Regions from separate parts of the Homo sapiens genome. Here region 1 is linked to region 2. A link is a contact called in ENCODE Hi-C data. All regions are on one chromosome and are shown on one strand. Each heading gives the region's core, a stretch centred on a gene start or an enhancer-like site at or near the end of the contact. The rest is flanking DNA. Distances are from core to core; before and after follow the strand shown.

What was found. A loop is a pair of places that touch in the nucleus more often than their neighbours do. Pooled maps may share reads with other maps.
Region 1: a loop to region 2 is called in a map of endothelial cell of umbilical vein, with 3 times the contacts of the local background. The contact joins two enhancer-like sites. A Hi-C loop is called at or near these places in 3 of 168 maps with a recorded cell type or tissue (CD8-positive, alpha-beta T cell, endothelial cell of umbilical vein and psoas muscle), 1 of 37 single-sample maps with no recorded cell type and 5 of 50 pooled maps.

Annotation. Positions count from the first base shown.
Region 1 is chr6:169,653,299-169,659,769 of GRCh38, forward strand. It overlaps WDR27 (WD repeat domain 27), which reads right to left. Exons shown (of 26, transcript NM_182552.5): 11 at 6,153-6,220; 12 at 5,788-5,909; 13 at 4,978-5,060. Among named protein-coding and RNA genes, the nearest start is that of WDR27, 45 kb to the right of the region's middle. RefSeq lists enhancers at 1,580-1,629, 2,835-3,630, 3,631-4,426, 3,803-3,972. Within about 2 kb of position 1,418, at least 25 of the 41 ENCODE cell types and tissues checked have a DNase peak (open chromatin) inside an H3K27ac peak, as active enhancers do.
Region 2 is chr6:169,425,058-169,431,741 of GRCh38, forward strand. LOC124901473 (a long non-coding RNA gene) reads left to right here. Exons shown (of 2, transcript XR_007059894.1): 1 at 1-83; 2 at 1,116-2,801. It also overlaps a transcript of WDR27 not described here. Among named protein-coding and RNA genes, the nearest start is that of LINC02519, 40 kb to the left of the region's middle. RefSeq lists an enhancer at 4,050-4,617. Within about 2 kb of position 3,019, at least 9 of the 41 ENCODE cell types and tissues checked have a DNase peak (open chromatin) inside an H3K27ac peak, as active enhancers do.

The DNA.
Region 1 (6,471 bases), core at 168-2,667, 230 kb after region 2:
AATTCCTTTGTTATTAATTAAGCAAATGGTTCAAAAAGGCTTTTTTACATTGCACAACAATGTGAGGGTATGGAATCCCACTGAACCATACACCTAAAAATGGTTAAAATGGCAAGTTTTATTTTATACATATCTTATAATGAAAAAAGTAAATGAACAGAAAATGTCTTTTACAAGACTACAAAAATCAGTCTTTACCACATAAACAATGTGCAAGACCATATTATTTACCTAATAAACACTTTCAATTCTTCATTAGCATCATTACTACATAGGACTTTTTCAATTTTTTGAGGGTACTGCTATTTAAAAAGTGAATGCTAACTTTCATTATCTGGGTAACACACTGGTTAGGTATTCAGATGGCCTCTCCCACAGAGAAACGCCACAAAAGCCAGAAGAAATATGTGCTTCATTTTGTAAAAAGGGAAAAGAAAATGAGGACAAGATATTGAAACTGAGGTGAGCTGTGGATGGCGGCACCTCCAGCCACACAGGCTGAGGATTTGTGTGGCCTCAGGGAGGTGAGGGCAGAAAGGCCAAGTCCCTGGCCACTATGCGAGCTTCACCTTCTCCGACTAGCCCAGGAAGCCTGTGCCGTGATGGTCTGTACTGGTCCCAGGCTGCTGGCCCTGCAGTCAGAGTGACCTTGACAAGTGGCTTAAAAGGCCGGAAGCTGTGGATTTGTGCACCCAAACCCCTAGAAAGCAACGCAAATCTCCTTTGAGAGAACACAGTGCACTTCATTCAGTTCCAAAAAACAAATACAAAAACAAACAAAACAGAAACAAACAAAAAACTAAAGGCCCACTTCTCTAATGAAAATTGATGCAAAACTCCTCAATAAAATATTAGCAAACCAAATTCAACAACACAACAAAAAGAGTATACATCATGGGATTTATCCCTGACATACAAGGCTGGTTTTATACTCAAAATCAATCATATACCTAATTTAAAATATTACACCAAGCATTCAGGTATAGAAACAGAGAAAGCTCTCCCTAGCTCATTCTGTGGAGCTGGCACACCAAAACCAAACTCAGAAAGTTCCTGAGAAATCAATCACGCAAGAACATGAATCCAAAAGATCCTGTACAAAATAATAGCGAAGAGATAATAAATGCAAATTAGGCTTATGACAGTAAAGCGTATCTGATTAAACACAAGCAATAACCACCTCATGTTTAACCAGGAAAACGCAAACGAAATCATAAGACACCTCTGTATCGTCACTGGTTGCCAGACGGCTCAGGAGGGTCTCCAAAGGCTGGTGAGACCCCACTCCCAGCCGGTTTCCAGGTTCTTGGCACCTTCAGAGCAAGAATTTAGATGCGAAAAGCAGCAGCTTTTGCTGCAAAGCGAAAGCACACGCCTAAGTGAGAAGCCAGGCGAGCTGAGGAGGAGGCGCGCACAGGAGAAGGAGGCGCGCACAGGAGGAGGCGCGCACAGGGTTAGGCGGCGCGCACAGCAGAAGGAGGCGCGTTCAGGAGACGGAGGCGCGCTCAGGAGGAGGAGGGGCGCTCAGAAGGAGGCGGCTCGCTCAGGAGGAGGAGCCCCGTTCAGAAGGAAGCGCGCACAGAGGAGTTTGTGTTCTTTTGCGGGTGTTTCTTTAGTGACAGTGCGGGATCATCATCAGGTATTCTGGGAAAGGAGGGGATTTTTAGGTAACCCCCAACACAGCCTCGTTGTCTCTTACTCGGGTTTTCCCGGGAGAACAGAGGACACATCACGCTGGTGGGTTCGCCTTCTCTCTCCCTCGCTTTGGGTTTTCTGCCGCCCTGTGGTTACTTTGCCACGTTCCTGTCTTCGCTGTTGCCTGGGTTTTCCGTCCTCCTGTGACCACCCAGTGCTATTCTTGTCTCACACTGGGTAAGCAGAAATTCCAGCGTCCAGCGACATGCAGCCATGGCAAGAGCTCCGGGCAGGAGAGGCGGCGTGTGCTGCTGGAGTAACCTCTGGCCAGCCACCTGGGAAGACCCTTGCCATCGTCTGCCATCGACCTGCCATGTGGGGAACCCCGAGCCCAGCAGCTGCCCGCACAGAAGATCAGGGCAGCCCTCCCGGCTCCAGGGTACAGCAGGGTGCTGCAAAGACTGCTCACAACAGCAGCCTGGGACAAGCCAAACGTCTGTTAATACTGAATAAATCGTGGGTACATAAACCGCAGTATATCCAGACAACAGAACGCTGTATAGCAACTGAAGCAAATCTCACAGACACGAAGTGAAAAAGACAAATCAGAAAAGAACGCACTTAAGAAAGAATATTACTCTACATATAAACAGCCCCCAGATTAGACATATGAGAAGATTCATTGTGATGAAAGACTTCTCGGTGCCTCTTTGCCAGCTGGAGACCCCCGAGGCTGGCGATGCCCCTGCCTGGCCTGACAACTGAAGGGTGAGCAGGGCAGAGTTTTTTTTGTTTTTATTTTTTGAGACGGAGTCTCGCCCTGTTGCCCAGGCTAGAGTGCAATGGCACGATCTCAGCTCACTGCAACCTCCACCTCCTGGGTTCAAGCGATTCTCCTGCCTCAGCCTCCTGAGTAGCTGGGACTACAGGCGCCCGCCAACCACGCCCAGCTAATTTTTCTTGTATTTTTAGTAGAGACGGGGTTTCAGCGTGTTAGCCATGATGGTCTCAATCTCCTGACCTCGTGATCCGCCTGCCTCGGCCTCCCAAAGTGCTGCGATTACAGGCGTGAGCCACTGCACCCAGCTGGAGAGTTTTATTGAGTGACAGCTCTCAGCAGAGAGGGGACCCGGAGAGGGCAGCCCCCTACCCTCAGTCAGGTGGTCCCCCAGTGTGGCTGAGTTTGGGGCTTTTATGGACTCAGAATGGGGGAGTGCATGTTGATTGGTTTGTGACTATGCAAAAAAGGTTAAAAAAAAAAGGTACAACTCAAAGATGGGCACAGCAGTGTCAAAAACCAATTAGGGAGGAGTGGGAATATGTAAAATAGGTGAAGGGTGGGGGCCAATCAGAGGAAAGCATGCCAAACAGGAAAAGAGGTTCTCAATCCCGTCTGTGGATTCATCCGAGACATGTGGTTTGGCTTTCAGACGTGAAGCTGTCTTTGGTTTGGAGGTTGGGTTTCCCTGGGGACCTGCCTGTGTCCACCTGGAGGTTTATCTGACTTCTGCTGCTGTCAATTGTTAAGGATGAATGGTAGGAGGTGAGACTGACAGGGCCAAGAGAGACCAGGCGGGGTGGGGGGAAAGCATGTGAGGCGGCTTGTGGGGTCCAGGAAGACGAAGAGGTTCGGGGGGCTGAGAACGAGGAGGCCGGGAGGGATCACGTGAGGAGGCCTGGAGGGCCCAGGAGGAAGGAGCCAAGAAGGCCCAGGAGGGCCCAGGAGGAGGAGGCTGGGATGGCCCAGGAGGAGGCGACAGCTCCCAGCTCCGACAGCTCCCAGCTCCGCATTAGGCCGCAGCAGCCCAGGGGCATTCTCTTCTCAGCCATCTTCACACCCACTTGCTGTTGTCTTCTCTGCTATAGTGTCTTTTGCAATTTAAGATGCCTTTTCAATGGTGAATAATTAGCACCTCCTTACAAGGCAGAAGTTCCATGACTTAATGAGGAGGAAGGAGGTCAGAGGCCACTCCCAGCCGAGGAGTCAGCTTGGCCCAGAGGCTGCAATGCTGGCTGAGCCTGGCCGCCTCCCCCCGGCCTTCATTCTCACAATTTCTCAGAACTGTCCCCATGGTGATGGGACGGCAGCAGAGCATAAACCGGCAGGAGACGGGCAGTTCACACCGACAGTGGGTCTTTCATGGAAACAGGGCGGAGGAATGGGGGACCTGCTGGAAACCCCCAGCAGCAGGGACCGCCATGGCAGGACGAACAAGCAAACAGCTCCAGCCCCAGGCTCAGCTCTGAGTCCCCGCCTTCCACCTGAAAGCTCTCCCCGATCTGCAAGGCGGGTCAGAACCACACAGTCAGTGAGACCCAGGAATGGCACAGAAGGTGTTCGAGGCCTGATTTCAAAAAGTCTGGTAGGGAAGGGAGAGGCCAGAAGTCCCCGAAGTCAAGCTCAAGGGCTGCGTGGGAGCATGAAGGACACAGCCCATGTCTGAGGACGGACTGACGCAGGAACCCTAGCCCAGCCTAGCCGAGCCCGGCCCGGGGAGAGGCCCAAGGGTGGGGTCGCCAGGTCGCTGGCCGGGGAGATGGCCCTTCTGGGAGGTGAGGCCCAGCAGTCAGGCAGCTACCAGGCAGAAGGTGAAAGGCGGCTGCGGAAATGCCTCCGTTTTTCAAATGAGGTCCAGTAGGTTTCACAAGACCAATTAAAGGGTTAGACTGGTCACTGAAGGGAAAAAAGAATTATCAGTGAGCCTTGAAAGAAAGGGAACATAATGACGTTTACCATCTTAAAGTGAAAGTTAATTTATACATATTTGAAAGATGCAACATGTGGATTTGTTTGGCTGCTGCTCAGAACAAACCAATAGGAAATATTGTCAAGGCAATCAAGAATAATTTATTATGGCCTTGCTAATACAAGGTTCCAAAAAATGACTGGTTTTGATATAACGTCATGGTGGCTAGGTAAAAACATACATGTTCCAGAAATGCACACTCAAGTGTGCAGGAGTACAATCACACGCTCGGGATCTGCTTTCAAATTCCTCAGCAGAGAAAAAAGGGGAAAAAAATGTTCTCACAATCAGTAATTGCTGAAGGTCCACTCTGCACCCCCACTGCAACAGGCACCAGAGGAACAGCGGTCAGTCTTGGGCACGTTGCTGAATCCCATGAGTGATGGCCAATTCAGGAGGCGAAGCACCCAGCAAGTTCCCCACCACAGCGGACATGGAACACGCACGAGAGGCAGAGACATGAAGGACAGAAGGATGGAAGGAAGTACGGAATGCATATTTTAACATAAGAATTCGCAAAGCAATGCAGCAGCCCTAACCACAATGAGAACGCATCAGCCTTGTATTCTTAGATCTCACAGCACCCTGTACTGACCACGTCGCTGTTCACTAGCAGCCTTGGTACTCTTCTCCTTGGCAATTCCCAGATACAGTGGAGAGGTCGGTAGGACACAGGAGCTGAAACAGAAACAAGCCCCATGAAACTAGGAGCGCAAACGACGATACGATGGAAATGCCTCAGTGACACACACTTTAAAGACAGTTCCAAATGACTGATTCCTGCAGCTGTGGACATAACAGTATCTGAAAATGAAAACTGTCAAGTGTATTCTTATCCTTGTAGGAAAAAAATATTCTTAATAAAAGCGCTGTTTTATAATGTACATTCTATTATGAAATAGTGTTTCAATTAAAATAAACTATCAACTATTTCGTTTTCAACAAGATAGAAGCAACAGCACGAAAAACCTTCTTCCAAATAGCATTGGCAGAGCTCCGAGTTTTCTTTTTTTTTTTTTTTGAGATGGAGTCTCGCTCTGTCACCCAGGCTGCAGTGCAGTGGCGCGATCTCAGCTCACTGCAAGCTCCGCCTCCCGGGTTCCCACCATTCTTCTGCCTCAGCCTCCCGACTAGCTGGGACTACAGGCGCCTGCCACCATGCCTGGCTAATTGTTTTTTGTATTTTTTAGTAGAGATGGGGTTTCACCATGTTAGCCAGGATGGTCTCGATCTCCTGACCTCGTGATCCACCCGCCTCGGCCTCCCAAAGTGCTGGGATTATAGGCGTGAGCCACCGCGCCCGGCCAGAGCTCAGAGTTTTCTAATCTTTATTTCTGAACATAGAAATCCAGATGGCACTTATTGGTGAACACACACACACACTCCACACTTGAAGACACTCTACCTGGCTGGCACCGAGAGGCTCTGCCCCATGCTGGGGCACTGCTGAGCCCTGACTAGCGCGGCCGGGTTGATCTCCAACACGGCAATCTTCCCGCCAAAGAGGGAGGCCAGCAAGCACAGCACCTGCAGGGACGCGGTTTCAACATCGTTAGCGACACCACCCAGTAAAAGCAGACGAAACGTGCATCCGCACACGTATCCTAACAGCTGCTTCATTCTCATAGCAGCGACATCGCCCTGTCACTCCTAAAACGTTTTTACACACAAAATCCCGTTTACTCAGCCAGTCGTTACAGGATCACTCTGAAGAAAGAAGAAATCAGAGGCACGTCTCATAGACAGGGAGGGCCGCGTCTCAGGACTGACCTTTTGATCCGCAGTGCGGTTCCTCAGGGCACACGATCCGGCCAGCAGGATGCTGAGGCTCTGGAAATCTTCAGTTGAGCGAAGACCAGGAAGAACATGATGGGGAGGGAGGTAGCACATACACACGGAGTCACTGCCCAGAGCCCACCACACACAGCCCAGAGCCCACCACACACAGTCCAGGCCCCACCACACACTTTGCAGGCTGTGCACCACATCCTCACACATACAAGGCCCCAGGCCACACACACACCAGCGCACACACCACACACACACCAGGCCCTGAGCGTCACACATGCCAGGCTCCGCTCTGAGGCTG
Region 2 (6,684 bases), core at 1,769-4,268:
TCCGGCTTGAGTCCAGCTCAACAAGTGGAAGTCCAGGGACCTCCCGATCTGTGCGCAGGAGGAGGCTGGCAGCGCCTGGGAAGGTGTCTGGGAACGTGCAGGGAGGCGCCTGGGAATCTGTGGGGAGGTAGCTGGGACCATGGGGAGGTACCTGGGAGCGTGTGGGGAGGCGCCTGGGAGCGTGTGGGGAGGCGCCTGGGAGTCTGTGGGGAGGCGCCTGGCAGCGTGTGGGGAGGCGCCTGGGAGTCTGTGGGGAGGCGCCTGGCAGCGTGTGGGGAGGCGCCTGGGAGTCTGTGGGGAGGCGCCTGGCAGCGTGTGGGGAGGCGCCTGGGAGTCTGTGGGGAGGCGCCTGGCAGCGTGTGGGGAGGCGCCTGGGAGTCTGTGGGGAGGCGCCTGGGAGTCTGTGGGGAGGCGCCTGGCAGCGTGTGGGGAGGCGCCTGGGAGTCTGTGGGGAGGCGCCTGGGAGTCTGTGGGGAGGCGCCTGGGAGCGTGTGGGGAGGCGCCTGGGAGTCTGTGGGGAGGCGCCTGGGAGTCTGTGGGGAGGCGCCTGGCAGCGTGTGGGGAGGCGCCTGGCAGCGTGTGGGGAGGCGCCTGGGAGCGTGTGGGGAGGCGCCTGGGAGTCTGTGGGGAGGCGCCTGGGAGCGTGTGGGGAGGCGCCTGGGAGCGTGTGGGGAGGCGCCTGGGAGCGTGGGGGGAGGCGCCTGGGAGTCTGTGGGGAGGCGCCTGGCAGCGTGTGGGGAGGCGCCTGGCAGCGTGTGGGGAGGCGCCTGGCAGCGTGTGGGGAGGCGCCCGGAGTGCCTGGGGAAGTGTTTAGGAGTATGTCGGGAGGTGCCTGGAAGTGTTTGTCTGGGGTGGTGATTTGTTGTGCATTCTTGCAGAGCCCAGCCCAGGCATGGACACAGCCCTTTTTCTTTGGGCTCCATACTTGAGGATTCCTCTCGAAAGAGCTCAGAGTGAGGGGTTCATTTTCATAATATCTGGGACAGTGGATGTGTCCATTTCCACAGCTCAGCCACACTGCTCCTGAAGACCCAGTCCGTGCTCCCTGCGCCCCTCAGTTTTTCCAGAAACTTTGCTTCCTGCTCTCGGCTTAAAGACACCTCGTGCCTCCGCAGGCCCGCCAGCGTGCGCTGATGAGCAAGGGACACACACCCAGGTGCAGCTGATCTGAGCCATTAGAGGAATTAAAACGCCAGCCTCCCCATCACCTTCACCTGGCAGTTCTTCCAGGACGATGGAAAAACTACTTTTCCTGCCCATCCCCTCTCTTTCCTCACCTTTAAATGGCCAAAATAGCTGCAGTTTAGGTTAAAATCACTTCGTTGTTATTATGTAACGAGCAAGCAAAGTTCAGCTCAGGAGTTTTGACAAGCCCCTTATTAACTTTATTAAAGGTTAACCGTCTCAAATTTACAGTAAGATATAGACTTATTTTATAAATTATGTCCATCAGAGCTATAAAATTGATATCTGAGCTATTAAAAGAAAAAAGCTGGAAACTTCATTTGTCCCTTTACCGTGCCAATTGAGTTCTGCGAGAGCCACTGGAAGCTCGCCGTGACACAGCCACAGTCCACCAGCCTGTGCTTCCTGCAGGCCATGCTCTGCTCCAGGATCTGGGTGGGCCCCAGCAGCGAGGAAAATTGGAAACTGTCTTTTTACTGGGTTCCATTGGTGTCACTGTGCTGCACAGTATCTGCTGAGGCCTCGCCATGCCCAAGCACAGCGCTGAGCATAGGACACAGAGGTGTGAGGGGCCACACCTTCCACACCCACTCAGCACCTGCCTGCTGCCTGCTGCTTGCCTGCTACATGCTGGGCCTCCTGACGAGGGCAGGGGGCCGACAGAGGAAGTGCAGCCCCACATCATCCGTCCCAGACAAGGGTCGTGGCAGTGCTGTGGTGGTGGGGGCAGTGGGGGGGGGGTGGCGGTTGCATACCATCCTGACCTTGTTGGATCAGAGGAATAAACAGATGAGGAAGAAATCAGCAGGTGAATGGCAGGAGGTACAGCCGCCGGGAAGAGCCCCTGTGGTCTCAGGCCTGAGGCCCTGAGGCTGGAAAGCAGGTGTTGGGTCCCAAAGGCCTTGGAGCAGAGTCCAGGCTTTGCAGGACTGAGCAGGTGGGGAGGGGGGAAACCGATCATCACCGCTGCAGCACTCTCTGGGAGAGCAAGTGGCTACCTGCGCTCTGAAAGAAGGGAGCAAAGTAGGTGGATCTGAGAACTATTGGAAGGCAGAGTCAAGTCCCTGGGATTTAGAGTGTGATGACTGGGCTGAGAGACAGGGAGGACCCAGGAAGACTGAGAATCTCCCTCTGTCCTTAAACCTGTGCACTCTGGGGACATCTAAAAAGTTTCTGACTCAGCGCCTAGGACCGTGGGCCCCCCATCTTAGAAACTGAAAGGAATGTTCATCTACCTTTAAGCAAAGGCTTGTGTTTTTAAGTGAAATCATCTCAGATCCAGGAGAGAGGGCTGGGAAGACAGTGTGCAGAGGACTTGGGTGAACTCCTGGGTCTCTGGTGTCTTTCCCAGTAATGTCTGCTGTGTCTGCAGAGCAGGAGTTTCTGCTGCTTCTTCTGATCCCAACTCCTTGCGTCCCTCGAGTCATTTCTATTCTGAATCCCACCTGTGCCCTTCACCCCAGGGCCTGTGTGGAGAAACAAGGGTGTCAAAAATGAATGAGACAGGACAAGGGGCAGCCCCTGTCTTATTTTGCTTCTTTGGAACAAGTGAAGACAAACAACAACCAAAAAAAAAAAAAAAAACCATTTCCAGGCGAATTCCCTGGATTATTTTAGCAAACTCCACAGCTTTTGATAAACTTGGGCCGAGCATAAGGAAGCAAAGAGTCGTACATCTTTTTCACATCCTTGCTCCTTTCACAGCAGGCTTTCAGCGGGAGGGGAGGAGGCGAGGCCCCAGAGGGGTCCCGGAGAAAGCAGAAGAAAGCGGCGTCGACATTTTCTGAAATGCCAAAGGTCCCGTCTCCACTTTCAATCTCCGCAGTTACAAAACAGAGGGCTGAGTCATCACTCCCATGAAGTCAGGGGAGGGGAGCCATTCAGAAGGCAGTTGTAATTTTTACTTTATCTTTTACTAAATATTGAGGATGGAAACCCCCAGCCTTTCCCACATGCATTTTCTCCAGTGGAGAGCTAGAAGACTGGGCCGTCTCTCTTGCCCTGCTTTTTGTCTTCTCTGAGGTCTTTTGAACTTTCCCCTAAGTGGGCTCAAAAGGGATGATTCAGTCTCCAAGAAGCCCAGCAAGTACTTTCAGAAAAGTTAGGGAAACGTTTTCAGCCATTTCAGAAAGTTTAGAGTGGTTTTAGTTATGGAATCTTAACACAGTTCTAAATTTGTTATGTATTCATTATCTGTTCTTAAACAGATATATTTTCCAAAGTGAATGCCACAATTTTCTGTGAACATATTAACGAATGTTTCAGAAAACAAAATTAATTAGTGGTCTAAAGTATTTGGGAAACCACGGGTTAAATCAAACAGCTTTCTTAGCTGCTCTGTGGGGGTGGGACGGTGGCGGGGGGGAGGGGGGGGTTCTACTCCTTTGATAGCCGAATCTGCACCACAGAGCTCTACAAGGGAGGCACATTTCCCAAAGGCAGCAGAGCCTGCAGTGAAGTGCCTGCTGTGCGGGGAGGGCCCGCCCTCCTATTAAGAGGGGCAGGTGGCTGGCGTCAGGGTGAGGGTGAGCCCTTGCCTTCACAGAAGATGTCCACGTGGTGGTTCTGGACTAGCCTCTTCCTTTCTCTGAGCCGCTCCTCTTCCCGTGAAGGAAGTCTTCGTCCCACTTCTCAAGGCTGCCTTGAGCTCAGAGGAGGATGCCTGGCTTGTAAGGTGCTCTCGGCAGCCACGGTTGTCCTCACTGGAAATGGAGCTTGCACCACACAGTGAGTGGGGCAGACACAGGCGTCCCAGACAAAACTCCCAGGCAGAAAGCAGAGAGTAGGAAGCAGCATCATTGGTCCCAAGAAATGATGGATCTTGCCCTCAGCAGCCCCTCTCCTGCAGCCAGAGGGGAGCGTCCTTCACCCTTGTTTTCCAGCCCCAGGCTCCTCTCTCCCGAGGCTCGTGTTCTCTGTGGCCGCATCACACGGCGCTGGGCGGCTTTGGCTTTGTCCTGTCCACAGGCCTGAGGACCCAGGGGCACTTTTACACTTCACAGTCACAAGCAGTCTAGGCTTTACTTGCTGACACAAGCCCTTGACAGCTGCGTGGGCTCCTGGTTGGTTTGCTTCAGCCGCCCCCGTGCCAAGGAGCCCACCGGATGGCTTCTGTCCTTGACTCCCTTGCACAGGCATTTGTGAAAAGACCACACTCTTCATCTCATGTCTGCAACAAGACTGAGTCCTTTTTTTTTTTTTTTCCCAACTGAGAAGTCTTAGTTTGTCATTGAAAGACTTTTAAAATTTTATTTCTGATTGTCTGGAATCTAGAAGTGATGAATGAATTCTCCCAACACTTCAAGACCTCACATTACTGGACTCTTTCTATTTTCTGTCACTTCTAGTTGGAAACCAGCGAATTCCATCCTGGCCTCCTTTCTTTCTTATCCCGCTTTGCTAAAGCACAAACTAAACCCAGCACACATGGGAGCAGGCATTTCAACTTTGTCGGGCACCACAGTCATCTGAAGGGTTATTAAAACACAGATTTCTGCAACCCACAATTTCTGACCTGGGGTCTGAAGTGGGCCCAAAACTTTGCATTTTTAATTTTCCAGGTAACACCGATGCTGCTGGTCTGGGGACTACAGTTGAGGTGCCCTGGCCTACGAGCTGTGGGTTTAGGTGGTAGTGTCCTATTTCCAAGCAATTTCAGATGACAGTTTTACCAGGTATTTGCCACGGTGTGGTATGGGTCCAAACACGTTTTCCAGATGAGTGATTTCCCTTCGAGTTGTGTTTCCAGGCCAAGGCCCCTCATGTCTCCTGGTTCCACCATCTTCAAGGGCCTCAAGGTCACTGGGCTCATCTGCTCTGAGCTGCAGAAGGGCACAGGGCATGGGGCTGTGTCTTGGAGGCTTTAGAAGTTGGCCCTAAGAGTGGCACACGTCAAACCCACCATATGTCACGGCCCAAACTCCATCATGCAGCCACACCAGGTTGCAAGGGAAACTTTGGTTCAGACACAGAGCCTGTTACCTGAAGAAAGAAGGGAGAGCTTGGTGAGCACCCGCCTACCTGCTACAGGGCAAGGGAAGGCCAGGCAGCCTTTGAACAGGCCCCACAGTGTAGTAGGAGCTTGCAGCTAGGCTAGGGGTATGCTTTGACACAGGACCAGACGGTCTGGTAGAGAATCAGATGTGTGGTGTGAAAGAAAGGAAGGAGTCAGAAATGAATCCAGCATGTTGGGCTGAACAACAGGAAAGATGCAAGCTCTGCACAAGTGGCTTCTGTGGCTGTTTTGTCCCTCCTACATCTCCAGCCCCAAGTGCCGGAAACCTAGTAGGCCTCATTATATGTCCTGAATGAGGACGAGGGAAGTTCAAATGGAAAGCTGTAGCTTCCACAAGGATGAAGAAGGAAAACAGGAACATCATAACTTGGAAGAAACTTTACCGACACTTTCAAACGAGGCTCCACTTGTCAGGGCAGATCCCAGCTCATTCTCTGGCACAGAGCTGTCCTCATCTGTAATAGTAATTATAAAGAACCTTGTAAGCTGAAAGTCATTCAAAGAAACGTAAATGAATCTTTTCTTGTTAGAATTGTGAACCCCATGATTAGCTGGAACAGTTTTTCCCGGTGGGGAGGAAGTTGACTGGAGTTTCTTTAACCATGGCATCATACATAGGCGGCCCCTCTCAAGTGCCTACTATGAAGAAATGGATGATATGAATCAGAGTTATCTTGTCCTGCCCATATAAACTATAGTCAAGAGACCGGGGGTGGGAGCACTCAGGGCACACACTGCTTGCCCAGGGATTCTGTCTGCTGAATGACTTGCTGTCACCTAAGATCAGTTTTACCTGGTAGCTGCCCAAGTGAACTGCCATGGCTCTAAGGCCAGTGTTACCTGCAACTGTCACTCACCAGTTAGGGCTTGCCAGCTCCCAAAGCCTCACTAGCGCCAATAATTTGTTTTTCAAGATAATATATTTATCTTTCTAATAAAACCCTCAAACTTCTCTTTGTGCATTGGATATATCAAAGACTGCCCCAGTCTGTATGTGTGTCCTAAATTGCAATTCTGATTTTCCAAATAAAACATTTTATTTAGAGGGGTCTCTCTAAATTTTCATTTGACTTTGACATTCTTGGTGTCAGAAGTGGGATCCAAAGCACTCACTTGACACATCAACAGCTGCTGAAACTACAACACGCAGCCCCCACACTTAGGGCTCTTTAGCCCTCTGCTTTCCCAGGTCACCTTTCTCCTATGTGAGTCTTTCTTGGATGGAGCTCCCATTTTTATATTGATTATTTGGTTTTCTTTGGGATTTAAGATGTGTCTTTTCCCCTCCTGATTATAAGCCTCCTGTTTATGAGGGATTTTTTTCCCTGTTAAAGGTGGCTTGCCATCCTTCCTGATGAGTATGTACTTTATCTTTAGGTTCATTTGCCCACTTGGATTTTATTTCAGTTTTTGTGCATTTGATATTAAACTAAATCACCTATATAAATTTGCTTACAATATGGACTGTCAAAGTTTAAATACTT